Regions from separate parts of the Homo sapiens genome. Here region 1 is linked to region 2. Evidence: chromatin contacts called from ENCODE Hi-C or POLR2A ChIA-PET data. All regions are on one chromosome and are shown on one strand. The core of a region is the stretch at or near the end of the contact, and the rest is flanking DNA. Distances in the headings are between cores, read along the strand shown.

Region 1 (4,239 bases), core at 185-2,684, 39 kb after region 2:
GCTCACTCGCAGGCTGCTCTCAGCTCACACTACTGGCCCAGATCCTGTGCCCACCATGCTCTGCGCTTAGCCTGTGGCTGGTCCCGGTGTGCAGTGACAGGCTTCCTCCTTGGGCACTGGCGTCTGGACAAGGCGGGATGTGGCAGTGCCCAAAAACTTGGAGATGCCAGCAACCGCAGAGCCCCAAGGGATGTTACAGCTTTTTATTCATTTAACATAGCACCACATCAGTGCATGTAGATACATCTCATTTTTTTTGGTCATTTTGTTCTATTCCTTGGTATGGATGTTACATGAATTATTGATCCATTTTCCTATTGATGGTATTTGCATTGTCTCCCATTTTTTGCACTTATAACAGTGTTACAATATACACATACAGACACACACACACACACACACACTCACACATGTCCCTTTCCCAGTAGACCCAGTACTTTTCTAAAATAAATTCTGTAAGTGGTACTTCTGGGTTGTAGAATGTCTTTATTTTAAATTTGAAAAATTCTGCCAAACGGTCTTTCAAAAATGTCATACGAATTTACACATGACAGAAATTACACATTAACAGAATTTGAAGGGGTTTACCTCCTTATCCGCTTAAAAACACTATATGTCATCAAAATTTTATAAATTTTGCCAATTTAATAAAAAATAACCTTTGTGTATTATGGATTATGTAATTGTCAGTTTGAGCATTTTTCAAATATTTATTGACCAATTGTAATTTTCTCTCTAAAATGCCTCTTCTTATTTGTTCATTTTAGTCTCCCTCCTTCTGATTTTGGTCTTTTGATGTTGTTTTATTGGAATATTTTAGCTATAATGGATGTTAACTCTTTGTCTTTTATCTGTGTTGCAAATATTTTCCCACAGTCCTCATTTGGCTTTTAAATTTGTTCTTGTGAACTGGTTTTTGCCAAAAAGAAGTTTTGACTTTTTAATCATTCCAAACTGTCAACCTTTCCTTCATGGACTCTGGGCCTCCTGTTAGACTTAGAAGGTTCTCCCCACTCCAAGACTGTAAAAATGTGGACAGTGTATTTATTTAGAGCATTAGATGACCAAATTCAAAGAGGCCACAGTAACATAATTGATACGATGCCAAAGAAAATAGCCCGAAGCCCTGCCGAGGAATCTGCCTAGCCCTCCTTTTCCCCTCCACTGTACTTTTCCGGCCTGTGATTATTTGTTATGCCTCTAGGCAGCCCTGACTTTCCATTAAGTCCTCCTCCCTCCTCTTTTATTCCTGTGCAGAGAGCTGTTTGCTTTTCAGTTTTTGCTTTTTGTTTTCACAGACTGTGATGGCCAATAAGTGGGACCCCTTTGACCTGTACTTCTCCCTTCCTAGGACCAAATGCAGCATTACTGACTATATGTACACCTTCCTGTTCTCCCGTCTCTCCTTTCATCCTCCCCCTTCCTGGAGTGAGCAAGCAAGGGAGCCAAAAGCAGACTTTGACACATCTGCCCTGGCTTGGCTCTATTCCAATGGGAAAGTTTGATGTTGCAAGCTTTTGAAAGTCGCTCACATTTCCCTGACTTACAATCATGCAGGCTTCCTTGACTTCCTTCTAATTCAATAAGGATAAAGAAAGCAAGCTGTTTGCTGCAGCCTGGGTCCTGAGGGAATCAGACCCAGGCAAATGGATAACCTAGAGCCATTGTCATGGGCCCCTTTTTTTGTCCCTTCTGTCTCCAACACCCTGCCCACCCGAGGCTGCCTTTTCTTTCTAGGCAGGGGCACTCTATTGGGGCATAATCTGATACGAAGTTTCTCTCCTTGGTGGGGTCAACCACAGTCCAATGTCAAGGGTTTTCTTAGGAGGATTTTTGCCCCACTACAGTCTCCATCAGCCTCCAACATCTGCTGTGTATGTTTATTTAAACATACTCTCTAAATAAAAGCAGTATGCTTTCTATGTGAATGTGGTTTCCAGACATGTCCCCCAGCAACCAGGGCTGCATGTGTCTGCCAAACCTAGATCCCTCTTAAGTAGCTATTTGGGAGCCACCCCTTCTCCCCAACTTCCCAGGTATTTATGGGGGGCAGGGAAGAGTGCAGGGGATGGAGGGCTGAGGCAAAGGGCTACGATGTTAGCTTTTAGTGAGCAAGGCCGGGCAGTGGAAGGCTGACCGGTACCTCTAACTCACCCTGCATGGGAAGGCCCCTCCTCACAACTCTGTCCTGGAGGAACGAAAGTCCCACTTCCCTTGGACCTTTGCTGGGGTGCAAGATCCTGCCTCATAACGCTGCGCTTGTTGTTGTTTAAATCCTGTTAAACAGCAGAATTTCCAAGAACACCCAGGCTGTCTTGTGATCTTTGGGATTGTGCCATGGGTGCTTTTATCACTTTCTTTCATTTTGGCTATCTGTATTTTCTGATGTTAGTAGTCTGATATAATTCTAAGTATTGCTTTTAATATTAAAACAAGGTTTCATTTTAACTTTTAAATGTTATCCTCAGGGAAGCTCTCAAAATTCCCAGGTGGGGGTTAAAGGAAGCTATGTGGGAATATAAATGAGTAATAAGGCCCCGAGATTTAGGAAGCCCTGGCTAAATTTCGGTTATCATTGTCGTCATTGCTATTACCATTACGGAGCAGAAATAAGTTTGGGGTGGAAGTAGAGAGTCAGCACTGAGTGAGGGGCAGACAGCTGATTCTAGAGTTAGATGGCACTTCAGCCACATTGATGTTTAGGAACCACACAAGGTTTTCAGCTAGTGACGTTCCCGGGGGCAGGAAGGATGGTCATATTTTGATGTTTTTGCCTGTGGCCTGGGTGATAGGCAAATAATTCAGTAAAGAAATAACCTCTATCAACATCAAACACTGAAGAGAGACCAGAAAAACTGAGAGTGTTTTGGGAAAAAGAGCAGAGAGAACTGAATTCCAAGGGGATCCCGAAGCAAAGAAAGATTGCTGGTCTGGAAACTCCTGAGAGATGTGCTTACCATATACACAGGCTTTTCTAAGATCATTTTGATTTCAAATATTCTGTCCTTGTGCTTCGACAAATGTAGCCAAGGGTTCTGATATTTACATTAGAAAACACGACCGCCATATGTCTCCTTAAGCACAGGAAAACTCTAAATGATGCATGAATCCCTCTGTTCAACATGCATCATGAATCCTGTATGCCCCAAATATTTTGAAGTTTCCCTTCACTGAAAGGAGCGGAGAAGCAGCAGCTCAGTGACACACGAGCTGCTGAAATGGGTTATTGAAAACCCATTTCAACCAGAGGGTACCGTTGCCTCTGTGGCTTCATGCCTCAAGCTCACACACAGGGCCTCTGCTGTTTAGGGTGCCAGGAACCCCTCTAGGGATCCAAGTATTCAAGGCTGATGAAGATGATTTCGAGGTGACATCTGAAAAGGCTGTATGTATGGCATAAAGGCTTCCCTGTATGAAATCCTGGCAAAGCTGTTCAGCAACATGTGAGTGGATGGAGAGAATGGGAATTTAAGAGGGCATAGTGCCATCCATGGCAGAGCTGGCCATAGACAGGAAGTTAGAGACCATAACTCTCTTTTTCGTCTGAACTAAAAAGCTCCAAAAAAAAAAAAAAAAAAAACAACCCGCGAGACTTGGCAATTGTAGTAAAGCATGACTCTATGCCTAACTGGTGAAATTTACTTTGTAAAAAACGAGATTTAAGATTATAGGGTTAAGAAGAGTGGCAACACAACTATTGGAACAAATAGCCACTGATTGCCTTCTTAATCAAATAAATTTGAACCTTGGGAGAAAAATAGGTGGCCTGTGATCTAAGACACTCCTTGTCTTCATAAAGCAACAGAAAAAACTGGATAATTCCAGGGAAGAAATTTGAGTTCATATATTCGTGGGTGTTGCCTTTATTTATTTATTTTATTATTATTTTTTTCCTGAGATGAGGTCTCACTCTGTCTCCCAGGCTGGATGGAGTGTGATGGTGCTCACTGTAACCTCAAACTCCTGGGCTCAAGTGATCCTCCCGCCTCATTCTCCTATGTACCTGGGACTACAGGCCTGTGCCACTACTCTCAGCTAATTTTTAAAATTGTTTTTGTAGAGACAGGTTCTCCTGATCTTGCCCGGGCTGTTTGAGTCTCCTTATGTTGCCTTTAACATACATACTCATCAGCCACTGAGGAACCTAGAACCTTCCAATATAGTAAGAGCAATGACAATAGGCTGTTCTGATTCACTGGAAACAAACAAAATAAAGGCGTGTGGCCTTTCACTAGATAA
Region 2 (4,342 bases), core at 1,273-3,772:
GAGATCTGTGGAACTTTTGAACTCAAAAGAGATGATTTAGGGTATCTGGCAGGAGAAATTTCTAAGCACCAAAGCATTCAGGGGGAAGCAGAGCATAAAAGTTTGGAAAAATTACAGCCTGATGATGCAATAGAAAAGAAAAAACCATTTTCTGGGGAGAATTCAAGCCGGCTGCAGAAATTTGCATAAGTAACTAGGAATCTAATGTTAATCACCAAGACAATGGGGATAATGTCTCCAAGGTATGTCAGAGACCTTCACGGTGGACCCCCATCACAGGATCACAGGCCTAGGAGGAAAAAATGGTTTCCTGGGCCAGGTCCAGGGCCCCCCTTCTCTGTGCAGCCTCAGAACATGGTGCCCTGTGTCCCAGCCACTTCAGCTCCAGCCATGGGTAAAAGGGGCAAAGGTAGAGCCTGGGCCATGGCTTCAAGGGTGCAAGCCCCAAACCTTGGCAGCTTCCACGTGGTGTTGAGCCTGTGGGTACACAGAAGTCAAGAATTCTGGTTTGGGAACCTCTGCCTAGATTTCAGAGGATGTGTGGAAATGCCTGGATATCCAGGCAGAAGGTTGCTGCAGGGGTGGAGCCCTTATGGAGAACCTCTCTGCTAGGGTAGTGTGGAAGGGAAATGTGGAGTCAGAGCTCTCACACAGAGTCCCCACTGGGCTACTGCCTAGTGGAGCAGTGAGAAAAGGGCCACCGTCCTCTAGACCCCAGAATGGTAGATCCACTGACAGCTCACACCATGCTCCTGGAAAAGCCACAGACACTCAACACTATCCTGTGAAAGCAGCCAGAAGGGCACTATATCCTGCAAAGCCACAGAGATGGAGCTTCCCAAGGCTGTAGGAGCCCACCTCTTGCATTAGTGTGACCTAGATGTGGGACATAAAGTCAAAGGAGATCATTTTGGAACTTTAGGGTTTAATGACTGCCCTATTGGATTTCAGACTTGCATGGGGACTGTAGCCCCTTTGTTTTGGCCAATTTCTCCCATTTGGAACGGGTGTATTTACCCAATGCCTATACCTCTATTGTATCTGGCAAGTAACTAACTTGCTTTTGATTTTATAGGCTCCTAGGCAGAAGGGACTTGCCTTGTCTCAGATGAAACTATGGACTTGAACTTTTGGGTTAATGCTGGAATTAGCAAAGATTTTGGGGGACTGTTAGAAAGGCATGATTGTGTTTTGAAAAGTGAGGACATGAGATTTGGGAGGGGTCGGGGGGACAGTAATATTTTTTGGCTGTGTCTCCACCCAAATATCATCTTGAACTGTAGTTCCCATAATCCTCATGTGTTATGGGAGGGACTTGGTGGGAAGTAATTTAATCATGCAGGTGGTTCCCCATGCTGCTGTCATGATAGTGAGTTCCCATGAGATCTGATGGTTTTACAAGGGGCTTTTCCCCCTTGCTTGGCACTTCTCCTTCCTGCTCCATGTGAAGAAGGACATGCATGCTTCTCCTTCCACTATGATTGTTAAGTTTCCTGAGGCTTCCCTAGCCATGCAGAACTGTGAGCCAATTAAACCACTTTCCTTTATAAATTATCCAGTCGTGGGTATGTCCTTATAGCAGCATGAGAACAAACTAATACACCCACCCAGAGAGAAAATGTGTTGAAATGGCAAGATTACCAGAAGAAGGCTCTGGGACATAGGTCCAGTCCTGGCTTTGCCAAAACTTATATGACCTTAGACAAGTCACTCAGACTGCCTGGGCTTTACTATCCCCATTTGGAAATAAAAATATTAACATAGATTCTATGTTATAGACAATCCGGCCGGGCGCGGTGGCTCATGCCTGTAATCCCAGCATTTTGGGAGGCTGAGGCAGGTGGATCACGAGGTCAGGAGATCGAGACCACAATCCTGGCCAACATGGTGAAACCTTGTCTCTACTAAAAATACAAAAATTACTTAGGCATGGTGGCGGGTGCCTGTAGTCCCAGCTACTCAGGAGGCTGAGGCAGGAGAATCACTTGAACCTGGGAGGCAGAGGTTGCAGTGAACCAAGATTGCACCACTGCACTCCAGCCTGGCGACAGAGCAAGACTCCATCTCAAAAAAAAAAAAAGATCCCTGAGTCTAACAATCTATGAAGCAAAAGAGAGAATCAGATACAGCTTCTTCATAGATAGGTTCCCCGGAGGCTATGTTTAATGCATGACTCTCAAGTCAGGCTGGTTCCCAGGTCCTGATTCATCAGGCTGGTGATTTATTAGGCTTAAATAACTACTATTCCCATATAAAAACAAACAAGCCTAATTTCGTTTATTTCTCCTACCTAAGAAAGAAGTCAAATGTTAATAATTTATAAAAATAGTGAAATAAGAAAGGACAAGGGATTGAAAAACCAGAGGCAAAGGCTTTTTTTTGCTTTGAGAAAGATGACAGACCATTTCCTTGAGTTATTAGTGTACAGTGTCTAGGGAATGCATATAAAGAGCAGATGAATCCATTTGGCATGTCCACACAGCAATATTTGGAGAGGATGGGAGTATTTCCAGAGAATGATAAACACTAACATGCCTTCAAAAGCCTGAACTTGGGGTGGAGCAGAGACTTAGAAAGATACTAGTCTGAGAATGACATAATTCTAAATGCATGACTCACATTTACTTTCACTAAGCAAAGTTTCTGGGTAGAATATATACCCAGGGATGTCGTTAGTATTCCTTGTAGAATCATTACCTGGGACAACAGTTAGTCAATTACTAATACTCCTGCAGATTGAAAAGAGATAGGCTCCAAGCAGGATGAGATTGAGTTTTACTTGAATGTTTCCTAATTTGCTTTTCTTATTATATTTACTGTACTAGAGAAGCAGTGTGTGCAGTGGTTAGAAACTTGAAGACACTCTACCCATGGTGTATCATTTAGTAGCTGGGTGAGCTTGAGCAAATTATTTAATCTCTTGCTTCAGTTGGCATGTCTCTGAAACAGGATTATAACAGAATCTCAGAGTTGTTGTAAAGACTAAGTGAGCTAATACTCATATATAGCTTGGAAGAGTGCCTACTGAGTGCTGAGTAGCACTGTGTGTTACCTAGGGTAATTATTGCTCCTGTTACATATGTTGGTGTGGAATAACTTGTGTGGCCACGACCAGGTAAGGTGCAGGTATCTAATTTGGAGTCATGATTGGGCACTGGCCAAGTAATGATAATTGTTAACATCGGCTGGACTAAAAAGACCAAAACTTGGGTGGAAAAGTCTTACTACTTCTTACTCATGGTTAAGTCTTCTCACATAACCAGTAGTTGGCTGTACTTTGGTTTTCATTCTAATCGTACCCCATCTCTCCAAAGTGGGAAAGAAGAGTTGAATGAGTATAACTTGATAATGATATGAAAAATTCAGTGGTCTGAGATAGAAAGGTGATGTGTTGTGACAATTCTTTCAACAATATTGGGAACTGGATTAGGAGTGAAGGATCATGAAACTAGCAGCTATTATAATTCACAGATGCATTTCACTCCAGAAATAGGATATTCCAAGCTCTTTCCGTGCTTACTTAGTTCTTTATAGATTTTCAGTTTTAGCAGAGAGTATTTGCCAATCATATGGCACCATCATATGCTTGAAATGAGAAAAACACCATTTGGGGACAACTGGACTCAAGAGAATTAACATGTTTCCATGCTGTCAATATTACTAAGAAGGAGTCAGACATTCCTTACACAATATCTTCTTTCTATACTTTTTATTTTAAGTAGATACACTGATCTGTGTAATGTTTCTAATTCCAAGTCTGTGTAAATAAAAAAGGAGAAGTGGATTGGATAGCAGGTCATACATAGAGAACAACATGACTCTCTAAGTAGCAGGTCATACTCAGAGAACAGTATGCCTCTTGTTTTATTTACCTCTTTTCAAATAAGTAAAACAGCCTCTGTTTTCTTCTCTTTTCCTCTCTGACATTCTGGTAAGTTTAGTATCCATTATTCAAACAACTATGGCTAAAAACAAAGTTTAACATTTTTTGTATCTAATTGGAAAACAATGAAGCGTTCTCATTACATGATGATAATAAACAACACTCTGGGCTTGTTCTTTCCTAACTTCATTTCTTATTTGAACAAACATCCTTTCTGCACCCCAGTAATTGTTCACGTAAACCATAGTTCATTTCTTTAGTTCAAGTCCAGGAACCAAACTTTGTTTGCAAAAGTGCTCTAATCTTTACTGAGTACAGTTGGCAAACAATTTCATTTTGTGTGTACTAAGAAGGGTGCAAGGTTGGAAATGAGGGATGTGAGGCTACAGACTGGATAGCAGTGGACATTTTTTCTGAGGTAATGACTTTAATAATCCTACACTTGACAGAAAGGGCAAG

What was found. A loop is a pair of places that touch in the nucleus more often than their neighbours do. ChIA-PET counts read pairs that join two places held with the same protein, here RNA polymerase II (POLR2A). Pooled maps may share reads with other maps.
Region 1: a map of PC-3 shows a loop between it and region 2 (4-fold over the local background). The contact joins two enhancer-like sites. A Hi-C loop is called at or near these places in 3 of 168 maps with a recorded cell type or tissue (MCF 10A, PC-3 and PC-9) and 3 of 50 pooled maps. POLR2A ChIA-PET finds 5 or more read pairs at or near these places in 4 of 52 experiments (BJ, HEK293, MCF 10A and 1 more).

The regions. Positions count from the first base shown.
Region 1 is chr5:111,679,722-111,683,960 of GRCh38, forward strand. All of the region lies in intron 2 of STARD4-AS1 (STARD4 antisense RNA 1), which reads left to right. Among named protein-coding and RNA genes, the nearest start is that of NREP, 75 kb to the right of the region's middle. Within about 2 kb of position 1,435, at least 21 of the 41 ENCODE cell types and tissues checked have a DNase peak (open chromatin) inside an H3K27ac peak, as active enhancers do; they include PC-3, where a contact is called at or near this core.
Region 2 is chr5:111,639,534-111,643,875 of GRCh38, forward strand. The region is part of intron 1 of STARD4-AS1 (STARD4 antisense RNA 1); the gene reads left to right. Among named protein-coding and RNA genes, the nearest start is that of NREP, 120 kb to the right of the region's middle. Within about 2 kb of position 2,523, at least 2 of the 41 ENCODE cell types and tissues checked have a DNase peak (open chromatin) inside an H3K27ac peak, as active enhancers do; they include PC-3, where a contact is called at or near this core.